2 separate regions of the Mus musculus genome follow, and region 1 is linked to region 2. Evidence: chromatin loops called from intact Hi-C (ENCODE). Cell type or tissue: left cerebral cortex. All regions are shown on one strand. Each heading gives the region's core, and the rest is flanking DNA. Links, peaks and the distances in the headings are about the cores only. Region 1 has its middle 70 kb from the start of Gm15521. Region 2 has its middle 60 kb from the start of Ntm.

Region 1 (8,344 bases), core at 323-8,322, 89 kb before region 2:
AGTCTTGGAGGACACCTTAGATCCAAACTCTAGCATTCTCTTTGTGTATCTTGATGCTATGACAAAATGATGGATGTTGGGTAGTTTGTAAATAACAAATTGATTACTCACAGTTCTTTCAACAAATGAGCTAAGGTGCTGGCAAGTCATTGTCAAGGTGTGTCACAGTCTGCTCTAACACTTTAAGGTAATGCTCTCAGCAGCGGACATGTTAAGTTTGCACATGGATAAAAACTATACAATCACCAAACCCAGACACTATTGCATATGCCAGAAAGATTTTGTTGACAGGACCCTAACATAGCTCTCTCTTGTGAGTCTATGCCAATGCTTGGCAAATACAGAAGTGTATGCTCACAGTCATCTATTGGATAGAACACAAGGCCCCTAATGGAGGAACTAGAGAAAGTACCCAAGGAGCTAAAGGGGTCTGCAACCCTATAGAAGGAACAACAATATGAACTAACCAGTAAACCCCCCCCCCCCCCCAGAGCTGTGTCTCTAGTTGCATAGGTAGCAGAAGGATGGCTTGGTCAGCCATCAATGGCCCTTGGAATTGCAAAGATCATATGACCCAGTACAGGGTAATGCCAGGGCCAGGAAGCAGGGCCAGGAAGCAGGAGTTGGTGGGTTGGGGAGCAGGTAAGGGGGAGGGTATAGGGGGCTTTGGGGATAGCATTTGAAATGTAAATGAAGAAAATATCTAATAAAAAAATAAAAAATAAAAAGCTTAGACAATCTAACAGGGAAAGAGAGCCTAATTCATTAATAGAATTAGTTCCATGAGACTACTGAAAGCCCTGCTTCCAGAGATTAACCGTTTGGTGACTGGGCTTTTAGCTATAAAATTTGAAGAGACACATTCATTAACAAACACAGTGGAAGGGTACCCTATGCTTCCATTTCTTCTTTGGTTGTGCAACTTTTTCACAACTACCTTCATGAGCTGTGTGTGCAGGGAACGGAAGCTAACATGCTCAACCATCTTGCTCTTTTCTCTCTTCTCGACCTTCTTCTCAATGTCAGGCTCCTATGGATACGCTTTTAAGTCAGATATACATTACCAATGCACACAGAAAAGAGCTGCATGTGTATTTTGACGCTATCTTAGGGTGTTTTCTCTTTTCTCAGACTGTCCATGTTCTCACCTAGCTAACCTGTTATTTAAGTTTCATAACCTGGCGGCCCCGAACCACACATTGTCTTGTCAAATACGCTGCTTTTATCCAAGAGTGGTAGGGAACATGAGTCTGGTCCAACCCCGGTTACGTCGTGTGTTTTCACTACGGGTGACTAAGCAGTGCACGATCTCCCTGCCTTTATTACACGGTCTGGTTCCTCACACATCATTCTGTCTGCTATGACTGCGGGACATACCTCACAATTCCCACAAGTGTGTTAAAACTTGCATCCAATAGTCTTAAAGACCTCTGACCTCTGGCATCTTCTGTCATCCCATTTTTAAACAAAATAGTCCACAGCCTTGGTACTGCTGACTTTCTTTTCTTTTTCTTTTCTTTTTTTTTTCCAAAATTGCTCTGAAACCTTCCACCAAACTGAAAGTACTTAATCGTCAGTGGATTCTTCATAAATGTCAGTGGAACCCCATCTGTTACACGAGTTTTCCCTTATCTCAATAGCCTTTATTAAGCCTCCTACCCTGCAGGCACTGGGTTTTGCCCCTTACAACCTCAATTTCTTCTTTGGTAGCAGCATCTCAGGGAGACAGCCATGTGCTTTATTTCTTCTTCTTCCCCATTCTGTCTTGCCCTTGGGGAAGCCCATTCTTATCACTCACACTAACCCTTGACTCCGCACACAGCCACACACACACTTTCAGAAGGAGCTGGAGAAATCATTTTCAAAAGTCATTCCCTCATAACTCACTTTGCTAGAATAACATACCATTTCCCCCACCTTCCACTCGCTGGAATAACGGTCTCTACTTGTATCATTCCATTCAGGCCAACTGAGGCTCAATTTGCAATAAACTCATTCATTGCATGCAAAATAAGTGAGGGTGTCCTATCTAGAGGCTCCAAATATAATTTACATTCTCTGTTTCAGATAACCATGCCATCACAAAGAATCCTAGTGAGAATTCTTTTTTGTGGAACTCTCCATTAGAGAACACTCCTAAGAGTGGTTCTCACTGCAGCCTCCAGGAATGCATTAAACTGAAGGTGAAGATAATTTGCCTCAGCATTCAGTGTGACTGCACCACTAATGATCTGAGAGCTATTGTGGGCTACTTCCTTCCTGGATGCCTGTGGTTTTTAAAGCACACTCAGATTTCAGATCTGCCGAGGACCCCAGCCTGTTCTAACATTTCCATGATCTCTCCTGAGGGAAGAGGGGTTGCTTTCCTTGCCCTTTTCCCGTTCTCTCCCTTCCTGCAATGGATGCTTAGGGGTTAGAGATGTACTTCTTTCTTGGTGGTTTGTTCTCATGGGGTTTGGAAATAATCATTTTGAGATGAATGCTTGTGCAGTTGTCAGAGGGTCCTGCCACTGCTGCTAGCCCGATGTACCTTTGCTACCATCCCAATGTCTCTGAAGTGTAACTCAGAGCAGCACACCTCCAGGGGTGTGCTACCATGGCAGCTAGTTTATCATTTACAAATCCTGTTGAGTTGTGCCGTAACAAATATATGTTATTACCGTTTTGCATAGGCTCAAATCCTGAAAATGCTCATTTGAAAGGAACTTTATGGCTCAAATGCAGCTGGCCCCCTAACCTATTAGATCATTTGGTATATATCTCAATAGAAGATCACTTTTGTTATGAACAGCTCCTGCTTAGAAAAAAAGCAAGCCATGCACTTCCTCCCAAGAATTAGACCTCTCAGTCAGGTTTAAAAAAAAAGAGAGAGAGAGGGAGAGAGGAAGGGAGAGGGAGAGGGAGAGGGAGAGAGAAAAGACTTCCAGTGAGCTTCAGACACAGGAATTAATATTGAAGTATTGTTATGCTGTCCTTACTAAATCCCCATAGGAAAATATTTGGACCTGGATTTCCTTCCCCTGCTATTGATACCACCCCTGGGGACCAAGCAAGGAATATCTTTTCCAGATGCTGGTTTCATTTAACTCTTCCATCTCCAGAGTGTGGTCAATGAACAACAGTGTCTATACAAAAATTGGCACATGTTTTAGAATAGCTCTATTTAACACATAGATGCTCAGAAAATAACTCCACATATGTGTTCTGCATTGTCTAGGGGTTTTTAATCCAAGATATTATATGGGGATTTGAGAAGCTTGGTCAGTAGGATTCCTACAGCCTTTCTTTCCAAATAGCATTGATAATGTGAAATGTAGCCTGAGTCGTAGGCTTTATGCATTTATTTTATGTGTGTTAAGTGACTATTTGAGATGGTGTAGTCATTAGAGCAGAACAGATACTTTGAAAAAGATACCCACACTGTCCATTGGGTTTCTTATCCTTTGTACAAGTTAGATATCAGACCCGAAGGCCTTTTCTCAAATAATAATGCGGTATCTAACCTCCTGCTTTGAGCCCTCTCTGTCAAGATGGTAGTGGGTCATTTGGGGTTGTTTGGAATGGCCATCTTGAGCAGGTGCTCCAGCTTCAGACTGATCCAAACTGCATGGTTGCAGCACTTGGATTAACTGAGAATTTTTAAAGGGCCTTTGTCACTGTTTTCACATGCCTGTCCTTTAGGTGCAATTTCAGATGAGCGCATGACTTTAAAATTCTGGTACTTTTTTTTTTCCTGTTTCTTTTTGTGTGCAAACCAGCTAATTCCATCTCAAACTCATCTTTCTTAAAATACCTTGCCAAACGCAGCAAGGGAAGATCAACATATGCTAGCATTCTGCCTCTTTCCAAGTCCTTCCCTGAGATGCACCAGCTCAGTAGGCACTTGGTCTGTCTTCCATGTTAACAAGGGTGACAGTTTTACCAAATGTTTCACTACAGCAGAGCAGGGATTTCCAGCTTGCTAGGTCTGTTTCCTCACTGTCTACCACTAAACTGCTAAGCTGGTGTCAGATCGGGTAGACTTTAAAAAAAAAAAAAATAAAATGACAGCATCTACTTCAAGACCTTGAGTTATGTATTAGTTAAGCTAATATTATCTGTTGCGAAAAAAAAATCCCTACACTTTAATGTCATAACAGACTGAATGTTTCTTTCATCTTCCCCCAAAATTTTATGCAAGCCTCACTGAAGGATGGAGAGTTAGCATCCTTCCACACAGTGGTTACAGAAGCCTAGGTTCCTCTGTCCCATGATTCTGCTATTGTATTAACCCCATTAGCTCCTCAACAACCAACAGATGAGAAAAGGAAAAGCAGGCTTTGGAGAGCAGTCCTCGAAGTGGTGAATCTTACTTCCTGCTAGGGTAGAGTCTTTCTGTACTGACAGCCCTTTCTCACCCAGAACAAACAGGAATGTGTGTGTGTGTGTGTGTGTGTGTGTGTGTGTGTGTGTGTATTAGTATCCCCAAATTTGTGACTCACTCTTTTGTGAATATATATTTTGTGGCAGAGGATCACAATTGCCACACATGCAAAAAGGTTCTAGAGGACATTTTTGAGTTCTATTTATAAATGAATTGTTCATTACACAGTTAGATCTTCACATCTTCAGGGTGCTTGTCCATGGATTCAGCCAACCTTGGATCAAAACCACATAAATGAAAACCATATCTGCACTAATACATGCAGACTTTTTCCTTGGCATTATTCCATAATCAAAACAATGTGAGAACTTTGTATAGAAAATGTACTTGGTAATAGGTATTACAAATAATCTAGAAGGATTTTAAGTAGATGATGATGATGATGATGATGATGTGTGTGTGTGTGTGTGTGTTTAGAGTATGCAGCAATACACCATTTTAGATGAGGCTGACATCCTTAGCTTTCAGTGTTTTCAGGGAATCCTGGAGTCACCCATAGATGTTGGCTATATTTATTGCTATTTATGTATTTATATGTAGTGAGATGCTGTATTCTCCAGCCATATCATCAGGAATCCCCCCCCTCTCCTTTTTGAGATAAAGTCTTATTATATAGCCCTGGTTGGCGTTGAACTCACTAGGTAGTCAAGATTGGCGTCAAACTCCAGACCCTCCTCTGTGAGCCATTCAAATGCTAGGGTTATAGGCATCAACATCACACAGCACAGCCTATGTATCTTGAATAAAGTAATTTTGCTATGTCTCCTACTTCTTTGGTAGGGTGTCATCTATTAGTGGGCGTGAAATAGAAATCTTGGCCCACTTCTGAGTTGATGTTATAGAGAAATATTTGTACATAAGCACAGACATGCCTAATAAATAAGAATCTTTTAATGAAAAATATTATTCCAATTAATAGTAATTCTTATTACAGAGGGCTTTTAAAATTAAGTTATAAGATCTATAAGCCATGCATTTCTGTGCTTCCCTTTTGTTAGTAAAATGTTCACAATTTTGTTGTGCAATGAAGCCTGTAGCAGGATGATGCTAAAATACTGCACACCATGCGGTTATGAAATAACTCACTTTAAAGCATAGAATTTTAAAAAAGAGAAACCCAATTTTTGCAAACAAAGAGTCCAAGAGTATTGTTCACAATGTAGCAGTTCATTCTAATTTCCTGGCAAATTGACATGCTTAGCTATTACAGTTTCTACCAAGTTCTTGGTTGCTTCAGGAATATTTACCTTGTATTAGTGTAATGATAAAGTGTATAGACAGCATGTCACTGCAAATACTGAAGCATACATTTCCATTAATAGAACACCATTGTGTTTTTTACATTAGTCATAAAGGGAATTGATAATTGCCTATGGGATATATTTTACCTATGAGCAAAAAAAAAAAAAAAAAAAAGTTTGACCCAATTCTGCTTGCATGGTGAGGGATGAATAATATATTGAATTATGATACACAGATCATTGGTGGATTTCAGGATAGAAAAGGAGCTATTCCCAGGGGACTACGCCATGAGTGAGCAAATGCTAAAAATTTGAAAGCTGATAATACTGTCATTCCATCACCTGTCACAGCTCAGAAGTGTAATCCCATTCAATATGAGAGATGAAAAGGTAAACCTGGCATGTTCGGTAACATTAAGCACCTGTCATTCAAATCCTAGGATCCGGGAGGATTTGTAGAAAAGAAGCAGGCCCCTCTGCAATGAGCCAAAAGCCTATGACTGTGTTTGGTGACTGGTTTTCCAAAAGGTTAAAGTGAAGCTAACACAACTGGTTTCTACCCACTTGTTCTTTACCAAAAGGTTGGCTGTCAATCTTACTGTAAAAACCATCAACTATAATATTTAAAACTTTAGGATTCCACTTAGGGTTGATCAAGCAGAGGAAGAAATTTAAGAGCAACTACTCAGACTTAATACCAAAGTCAAGTTCCTTTTCACATATTTATTCCAAGGCTGAGAGGTTTTTTTCCCCCTTTGTTGCTAATGAGTAGGAGAAGAAGGCAATTATAATGCAGAAGAACACCCCTTTAGCTGTAGTCAGGAATTCTACCATAAATTACAAGTTCCTCAATTTTCATGTTCATTTATAGAAGAAGAATTTAAACACCCAAAATAGCTCTTGCATATAATCATGGTAAAACTCATATCGTGTAAACATATTTAACATCTCCTTTTATCTTCTTCCTTAAGATTGCCTTTCTCTCCTATCTTACTCAAGCTTGTTAGGCAGGCTAGTCTTCTGTCAACTTGACACCAGCTAGGGTCATTTTAGAGGAGGGAACCTCAATTGGGAAAATGATCCTACCAAATTGGGCTGCTGGCACATCTGTGCTACTTTTTTTTTTTTTCTTATTTTTGATGTATGGTTGACAGGGAAGGACTTGGCTCGTTGTGGGTAGTCCCACCACCTCTGAGCTGGTTATTTGATTGCTATAAGCAAACAGCCTGATCAAGCCATAGGAGCAAGCCAGGAATCAAAATTCCTCCTTATCCTCTTCTTCAGTTCCTGCTTCTAAGTCCCTGCCTTGAGTTCTTGCTCTGACTTTCTTTGATGATAGATCATTACATGGAAGCATAAGAAGAAAAAAGAAAAAAAAAAAACCCTCTTCCCAGCGTTAAGTTGTCTTTGGTCATGGTGTTTTATCACAGCAATAGAAACATTATCAAAGACCCTTGTGGCCATTCCCATTTTTCCAGTCAATTATTGTGGCATGCAGAATTCTAAAGATAATCACCAATATATCTACCTCCCACTGTGATGAACATGCAGAAAGCTCTTGTCTTTGAATGAGGACACAGCCTGTGACTCTGATGGAATGGTCTCTCTGCTCCTTGGCCAGGTTGTGCTATATAACAAATGTTGAGCAGATGGCCACTTCTGCGGTTGTGTGGCATTGTGTACACGGTTGCCATAGAAAGCTGGGAAGGACAAGAAATGAGACAAGTTCCTGTTGACCTAGAAGAAAGCAAACAGCGTTATTGGAACTTGTCTATATAATGGTATGTGGCAAAGAATCACAGCCAGCTTGTAGCCACTGGATAGACCCAGACAACACCTATCAGGAATATGGTACCTCTAGAAGCACGGAAGGTGGACTATGCACACAGGCAATGACCTTGGGAGGGAACTAGAAGCCAAACTGAGAACTGTGGATCAGGCTGACATTTCCCTTTCAGCCTGGACAGATCCTGAGTAGAAGACTACTGGATTTCCCACTGTGAGATAATAAGTATTCATTACTTTGGACTGACTGGTCAGTAATAATAGTATTTTTTGGTAGAGGAAACCAAATATAACTACAGAATATTTCTAATTAATGCTTAACACATTGTTGTATTCAATGTTTGTTCTTTCTTACAGAGGATAATACCCACAACATGAGAGACAATGTGCTGGAGACATTTTCTATGTCATAGACTCTGCCTTTAAGTCTTGTACACTAGGGAAGAAAACAGGTGTCAAAATCATGCATGTTATGAGAGTAGCTTCATCCTGATGTAGCCAGTGAGCAGTGGGGAAGCAAGGAGTGGAGAGACTTTATAAAAGACAATCACTAAATGCATCTTGGATTAGATGTTGAGAGAGAAGTAGTTATTTTTGAAGTGTAGGGGAGATGGAAGAACATGCAGACAGAGAAGATATGGGATAAATTACAGCTGTTTTCTCTAGGAACTGTCTGGTGGTGAAACGGGGGAAAGGGGTAGATGTGAAGTAGAGGAATGGATAAAAAGCTGAGTCTGGAGATGCGTACATACAATAAGATGCTGTAGCAACGTGTTATTGGAGTGTTGTGAAATGCAGCTGTGTGGGTATCTAGCGGGAATGCTTCAGACAAGCAGACCTCCCCAGCACACACAGACATTCCTGTCTAATCAGATTCTGTGGGTTCATCATAGGG
Region 2 (8,344 bases), core at 191-8,190:
GTTAGCTGAGTACTTCCTCTACCCTGGTGGCTCAGCAGTCACCCTTGGATGTTTATGAAGTGGTTGTTTGAGATGGCAACTGTGGGTCAGGATTCTGCCCTCTGTCCCTACCTGGCTATAAATACACATTTACCTGGATCTATTAACCTGATTTTACAGCTAGAGTACATTAATCTCACTTTGGTGTATACCTAAGAAGGATTTGAGATCCCATCCATCCATCCATCCATCCTCCCACTGATTCAGCCATCTGATCTTAGATTCAGAGCTTGGTCCCCAATATCCCTAACAAGCCCGGCTCAAACATCCATCAACAGACAATAAATGTAAAAAGCAAAAACTAGAAGGCTCATTCAATGTGACCAAGAAATGAAAAATGAGGTTAGTGACTCCTCCCCAAACTCACCTTTGAGGTTCTGACATAAACCATAAGTACAGAGCAAATGGTATAACTGAGTATACCTGAGTATATTCAGTATAACTGAGCACTTCTGGACAAAGTATAGCTCACCTACTGTATTGTCTAGGCTGTGGTCTCTATGAAGAGCCTGCAAAGTTGTTAGAATCATGTGACATCTCTTTCTGGGAGACAAGCAGTCCCTCGGGGTAGTAGGAGAGACCCAGCCTTTCCCCTTTACCTTCTAACAGCATAGGATTTCCAGGGAAATTACAATTTCATGGGGTCTACTATTTCAATAGCAAACACGATGGTCACAAACATTTCTTTAGAATATAATTTTTCCCGAACAGGATGGTTACATATCTAGCATCTGTTTCTTTGTCTATCCATCCATCCATCCATCCATCCATCCATCCATCCATCCATCCCATCCATCTACCTGTTCGGCATTTATTCACTAATTAAGCCATCTTTCATCTACTTGATACATTCACTGATTCGTCTACTTGAATATTCAGGCTTATGGTCAACTTTACATACATACATTTATCGTATTTTTAATCATAATTCATTATTCTCCTTCTGTTTCCTAACTCCAACTCCTCTCAAGAACCACCTCTAAATTCATGGTTTCCTTTTTTTAAATTTATATATATATATATATATATATATATATATATATATATATATATATATATAATATATATGTGTGTGTGTGTATACATATATACAAATACATATATACATATATATATACACACACACTGATCAATATCTACAGGGATTTCAGGGTTGACCACTTGGTACTAGATAACCAAGTAGGTGGCTTTTCCCTGGGAAAGGCTATTTTTCTCATTCTCAGTATTCATTAGTTGCCTATAGTTCATTGTATAGGGTTGAGGCCCCACGAGCTTTTCCTCTTACATGTTAGCATGTCTATGAGTGTCATTCTTGTTCACACATTATTTGTTATATTATATATTATTATTTATCACACATTACAGGAAGCTATATTGATGAGACTTCATGGGTGTATAACTCCTCTAACATTTATAGGAGACATAACTTTATAACAAAATTCCTGTTTCTCTGGATCTTGCAATCTTTCTGCTCCCTCTTCCAGAATAATCCCTGAGCGTTAGATGCAGGAGTTGTATTGTAGATGTATCTACACATTGGATTGGCCATCACAATGAGTTGTCTCTGAATTTTGACCAGTTGTGGTTTTCTATAATGTTTTCCATCTGGACTAATATCCACTTATCAGTGAGTACATATCATGTGAGTTCTTTTGTGATTGGGTTACCTCACTCAGGATGATGCCCTCCAGGTCCATCCATTTGCCTAGGAATTTCATAAATTCATCCTTTTTAATAGCTGAGTAGTACTCCATTGTGTAAATGTACCACATTTTCTGTATCCATTCCTCTGTTGAGGGGTATCTGGGTTCTTTCCAGCTTCTGGCTATTATAAATAAGGCTGCTATGAACATAGTGGAGCATGTGTCCTTCTTACTGGTTGGAACATCTTCTGGATATATGCTCAGGATAGGTATTGTGGGATCCTCTGGTAGTACTATGTCCAATTTTCTGAGGAACTGCCAGACTGATTTCCAGAGTGGTTGTACAAGCTTGCAATCCCACCACCAATGGAGGAGTGTTCCTCTTTCTCCACATCCTCGCCAGTTTATATGCCTCAGCACAGGGGAACGCTAGGGCCAAGAAGTGGGAGTGGGTGGATAGGGCAGTGGGGGGAGGGTATGGGGGACTTGAAATGTCAATGAAGAAAATTCCTAATTTAAAAAAATAAAAAATAAATAAAAATTAAAAAAATAATGTTTTCCATTTGTTGCAAAGAAAGTTTCTTTCATGAAAGGTCAGAACTACACTTATCTGTGGATATAAAATAAATATTTAGAATGTAGTCAGAGATTAAACTGGGTTAGTAAAGTGGAGATTGAAGGTTTTCCTCCAAAATCCATGACTCCTCTTGCCTCTGGTAATTGGCTAGGCTCCCGGTAGAAGGCCTGAGTGCAGATAGAGAACTGTTGGTTCCTTCCAAGGTATGTATCACCTTTTCACCCTTAAGATTATCACATCATTTTGCTTGTTATTGCTTACATACATTTTTTTGTGTGATAGCTATTTGTCCAGAACTATGGGAGAAAGTATTAAAAACTATATTATCCAGATATTAATGAGCACATTTTTATTTAGGTAGCATTCTACCATCAAGTGTATCCTTTATTCCTTTCCTGGTTTTAGCAATTAAAGTGTTATATCTAAGGTAATCATTTCATCTCAGGCAACCCAGGATGGTGGATCTCTTGGCGACTGTGATCTTAGTTCTAAGCTAATGGTTCTTATCGTGTATGCTCAGCTCTGTCTTTGAGGCTCAGAAATACTCAAAACCTTGTCAGAAATGCTCATTGTAGGTCTCTCCTTCTGGATCATTGAGTCGTACACTCTGGGATTGTCACAGCAGTCTGTGTCACCAAACTGTCCATATGATTCTATTTTACATGGAACTTTGGGGACCACTGTGCTAAACCCACTTTTCTAAACTGATATTAACTTCTGACTCATCACAACTTTCTGTCTTAAGAAATTTTAGTCTCCTGTTCTGTGGCTGCCTAGCTGATTCCATAAGCTAAATACAGCAGCTTCACTGAAGTAATTAATATGTTCACCACAGCAATAGCAACAAATACAAAAATAAGTGCATGCATAAATAACTTAGAGAGGAGGTGGAAGGGTTTAGGTGACAGCAGAAAACCAAGTCACAGTGGCAACAGTGAGTAGCTTAGGGATATTTCTTTCAGACAGTACAATGTGTATAGAGACCAAAGCAGTGTCAAGCCCTGTGTGGGATGCCTGGCCAACTGTTCTAGGGTATATATATATATTTTTTACAGGGCTCTATAGTGATTTCCAGCTAAATTTTCACAGTATTTGCCCTGCAGTCTTTGGAACATATCTTTGGAGAACTTCCTGTGTTGCCTAGAGGCAGCTGAGAAGATGCAGCTGTCCTCCCAGCTTGGTACCAATTGATCATGAAACAGTAGTTGAGCCCCTTAGAACTATACTTCTTACAACAATTAACAGATTTCATAACTCTTTGCCCTTTTTTAGAGATGGTCTGTAGCTAGATCTTTGGGAAAATATGCCATTATTAGCTGCTAGTCCTTCTTAAAGAGTTACAAACTTCTGCTTGAAATAAATGGTATCTCAGTTACTTTTGCCAGAAATATGTAGAAAGCTAATAATACATACTTTACAATAGACAGGCTTGGAAGAGGTACGTCTATAGTCTGTGGTATGCTAGTAAAACAAATGCAGACATGGATTACACTTTTAAACAGAGTAAGGTAATTGTTTGGAAGTGGTTTCATAGGTAGATGCCCCACCCCTGGGGACACTTCTAGTCCTGAGTACTTGGGATTTCTTGCCTATTATTGAGGTAACTACAAGAACAAATAGAGACATGTGGGGTCCTTCATTAAGGGAGCTATCAAGTGAGTGAGAAGTTAATAGAAAATAGCAGTGGGGGCGGGAGACAGACAGGCAGAGAAACAGAAAGAGAACCAATAAAGAACCCTGTGTGCTGGGGTAGGGGTTGGGTTTGCTCACTTTGCAAAGGAAGTTACATTTGAAGTTGCTGTATTTGAGTCTAGATATGAAGAAAAAGAAGAAAAAGAATTCAGAGGAAATTATATTCTAGGTTGGGGAACAGTGACACACACTTGAGTCTCAATGTCAGCATGAGCTCAGTATATTGGGAAAACAAAGAAGCTAGTGTGGTGGTCAGTGCCTAGCTGCTGAGGGAAGGGGTAGAGATGAGGCTGGGAGATAGACACCAAAGGAAAGCATCCTGCCATGCTAAGGAGGATGGCTTCTTTAGAGGGATTTAAGCAGAGTAGATCTTTAATTGTCGTCCAAATAGGGATGCTTATGAAAGTTACCGGGACACTCTTGGTAATTAAACTGAGTGTCACAGGTAAATTGGGCCATATGTTTTCCCCCTGGGTTGGAAGAGCATTGTGACATGGTTGCTGTTTCTAAAAGATCTCTCCAGCTGCTTGTAGAGAACACGTAGGCAGGAACAAGAGTGGGAGTGCAGGCACTGTAAACCAGCGTGGTGCACATGGTCTGCTTAGGGAGGGAGGCCACAGGCTGCTGCTGCCAGGGCCCCCGTGCTGGGCAGAGCATCTGGGCAGTGTGCTGGTGAGGGACTACCTGTCCTGGCAGGGAGCGCAGGTGATCTGACAATTCTAGATCATCTGAATGAAGAGACACAGTACTTTGTAGCTTAGTGTGGTAAATTTAGAAGAATTAAAATAAAGTTCTCCCTGCCCCACTCAGCAGTCAGGAAGTACGTGGTTCCTGGGAGCCAGGGTGCCAGCTGACAATCTAAAGGGGTGAGCAGAAAGTGAATGGGAAGGGTTGCTAAGGGAGACAGGGTTATTTTGGAGATGTCCATAGCATTCTGATACTAATGAGTACATAACTATGGCCTCTCCACACCAACTTTAGAAGCCATAGAAAGCTGAGAATCTATCTATATAACTCTAGTGGGATTTTCGCTGTTCTCTTTCCTTCCTGTCTATGAGCTGCCCCAGAGTCTCCTCATCCCACACATAAAACAGGAGAGATGATAAAAAGCAAACATTTCACTTGGCTTTTTTTTCTTTCTATGATCTCTCACATCATCACTCCTTACTTTTGCCACTGTTGAATCTCTTTTATAGCTATGTGTATTGTACTATGCCTCCATTTTTCTTCAATTTAGTATCTTTTCACTTTTATCCTAATAATCATATTTAAAAGTCTTGCTCAAGAATGATCAGTGCTTATCAATATCCAATGCAGTGGGGGGGGGGTCTCATTCTGCCCACCCCTGGCTTTCTTTTGGCACTAGAACATCTTTGAATTCTATTCAGATTAGAGACCTCCACCTCTCAATAGATCTAACTTAGAGCCAGAGGCAACAGATGTTCAACTAGATTGTATTTAAACTTATTTGCCCTGTCCATGCTGACAGAGACTGGTAGCCAATAATTGTTTTTGTTAGACTGATTAGATAGTCAAAGTCTATTTATTGATTCCTCTTGTTCCTGATAGTTAGGGTCAGAATTGGGTGTTGTCAGGTTCTTGGATTGTGATCAAGAAATTGAAATAAAGGACCACACAGATGTCAGGGAGATTTTACTCAAAGCAAAACTATAGAGCAGGCCAGAATACACCACAAGGAAGCCACAGGCCACGAGTGAAGATCCTCAGGGAACCTGATGGTTCGCTGGGGCTTCTTTTATGGAGTGCAAGAGAAGGAAGAGTTTGATTGCTAAGGAGTATAGCATAGGCATTCTCTATTGTGCATGTTCTGTCCCATAAAGCATGTGATTACATACATGTATGCATGTAATGCAAGCTCAATTGTACATGAGTATAAATGACCACTTGGAATCACTATTAAAGTTCACTTCTGTTTGTAGGTTTACCTTTCCATACATGTACTCAAAACCACTTCAGTCTTCATTGTCTCCCTCCACACTATACCTAGACATGATTGCGAATATGTATCAATGGAAATCATCCAAGTTTAATAGTCTTAAGGAAAAAAAAAAAGTATCCCATGGTTCAGAGGGGCTATGTGAGCCATTCAAGGCAGGGTCTCAGGCTGCCATGTACATTACTAGAAGAAGGATGTATGTATAAACTAAACTAAGTAGGGTCCCAGGTTATGAGCTATCCCCTGGGGTAGTCTGCATCACCTCTACAGCTCAGCTCTGTTGGGGATTGTGGCGCTGCCCTAATGGTTAAAATCTGTATCGCATGTCCATGGCATTAGTTTTCCCATAACACATTCACTCCATCTTAGCTTATCGTGCTCAATTTTTGCCACTCAAAAAATATTCACCCACCCCCTCAAAAGCATAGTGAACATCTTTGAAATATCACTTACAATATCATCTTTTAAGCCTCACAAAAATGATATGAGATTTTATAATTCAAAGAGATGTTAGAGAACATTTATTTCAACAGTCTGTAAATTTCCAATAAGAAGTTCCTAATCCCTGTGCCTTTATTTTCAAGAGAGTTTTTTTCAGGTTTATTTCCAGCTGAACAGCTAGTTTAGTTCTGACCTTTAAATAAAGGCAGATAGAGCTGCTGCTCTGCCGTTGACCAGCATTTCCTTGTAAATTGAACAAGTGTTGATTGAGTTATTGTGTCTCAATGGCTGTACTGGATGCCAGAAATTAAAAGACAAACAAAACCAGACTCCTCTCACTTGTCAACCTTATAATTGAGTGTAACACGTACCCAGTGCTCCAGTGTCATCTTGCTGAGTTTATACAAAACCATCAAAAATGTCAAAGAATGATTTTAATTTGATTCAACCCTCTTTATAGATACCCAAGTCTCTTATGCAAATGTCTGAGCCATGTAAAATATAAACAACCCATGTTAGGGGCCCTAAATTAGCCAGGGAACACTTACTTTAAAGGTATTTTACCTAATCTAATAGCCTATTACACATACAAAGACATTAAGGCCCACCAAGGAAGAGGGTTTATTTTTTTTAATAGGTTATGAACATTCCCATTTAAGCAGTAAAGAACTTGGAGCTAGAACCCACATATGGATTTCCAATTCTGTGGTTTCTGTTCCTTCTTGTCCTGTTTAAATTGCACTATAGCCTTTGATCCTTTTTATTTCTCATCTTTATATGTAATATTAAACTAGCTTAAAAAGTCCATTAGTATTGAACCTGTTTAACTTAGTTTAATCAATTTTCTTCCCATTGCAATTGAGCCACAATCCTCTCATTTTTGCAAAGAAGTTGTCAAGATCTTTTGGGACACAGGTTTTTCCAGAATATACTCTGAGCAATCAGAACAATGCAGGCCAAGGGGCTATAAGGAAACTCCAACTCCTTTCTTGACATTTAAATTCTTGCATTGTAGTTTCTGCCTAAAAACAAACAAACAAACACAAACAAAAAAAAAACAGGAAAAGAAAACAATAAAAAAAACTGCAAGTGTCAGTGTTTGTGTGTGTGTTTCATTGTTTGCAGTATTGCTTGTGTGATACATGTACTTGTTTTGCATGTGTGCACATGTGCATGTGTGCATATGCACATGGAGATTAGAGGTTGGCATTAGATATCCATGCCCAATTGCCTCCCACTTTTAATTTTTGAGACAGAATCTCTCACTAAACTTTAAGCTTATCAACTCTCCTAGGCTGGCTGGCCAATGAGTTTCAGGGACCCACCCACCTGTCTCTGCTACCATCTCTCCAACATTAGTGTCATCACTGTATGCCTTTGCACATGACTCTTATGTTAGTGCTGGGAGTCCCAGTTTAGATCTTCACATTCTGATCTCCCCAGGCTCTGCCGTCTGTCTTTATCTTTCCCTCTTCCTGACTCTACACCCCATGCTAAAGCTACTGAAATTAGTAATCTTTCTCCCTCCCAGGAAATGTCTGTCTCACTGTCCTGGACTGATATAGCTGTTCCATTCTGGTCACCCACCCGATTGCTGCCCATCTTTGGACCTTGGCATCCAGAGCTCTGCTATGGGTGCAGCTGGAAGGAAATGTTCTGCTACCATCTTTGCGGCACTTTCAGTCTGTAGCTCTCACTGGATCACCTTTTGTCATTGGTTATTTATGCATCACACATTTCCTTTCCTGCAGGTAGGAACCTTGTGTTGTTCTCTGTAACTCCTGTAGGGCAGGCAGTCAGTAAAACAGAGAAACTTAAACACCTCTCAGTGGTTTCTCCTTTGCCCTCCCCTGTATGTAATGACAATGACATCTCACATTTGTATATAATTTCTCTTCCCATTGCTGACACTTAATCTGTGTCTGTTTTGTCCTGTGTAGCCCACGTTATTGTCCCCTAGCATGCCTCCTTATTGTCTGATTCACCCACCTCCCA

The links. Peaks named below come from ENCODE experiments on the same cell type or tissue, not always from the same donor. Only the 100,000 strongest peaks of a DNase experiment are listed, where the experiment ranks them.
Region 1: a loop joins it to region 2, with 8 times the contacts of the local background. A loop is called at or near these places in 2 of 42 quality-filtered maps.

Annotation. Positions count from the first base shown.
Region 1 is chr9:29,558,118-29,566,461 of GRCm38, reverse strand. It overlaps a transcript of Ntm not described here. Among named protein-coding and RNA genes, the nearest start is that of Gm15521, 70 kb to the left of the region's middle. In left cerebral cortex, for the core only: no CTCF peak of the experiment used is centred there; a DNase peak (open chromatin) is centred at 3,804; H3K27ac peaks cover 1,781 bases.
Region 2 is chr9:29,468,652-29,476,995 of GRCm38, reverse strand. It overlaps a transcript of Ntm not described here. Among named protein-coding and RNA genes, the nearest start is that of Ntm, 60 kb to the right of the region's middle. In left cerebral cortex, for the core only: no CTCF peak of the experiment used is centred there; DNase peaks (open chromatin) are centred at 4,581 and 7,770; H3K27ac peaks cover 1,790 bases.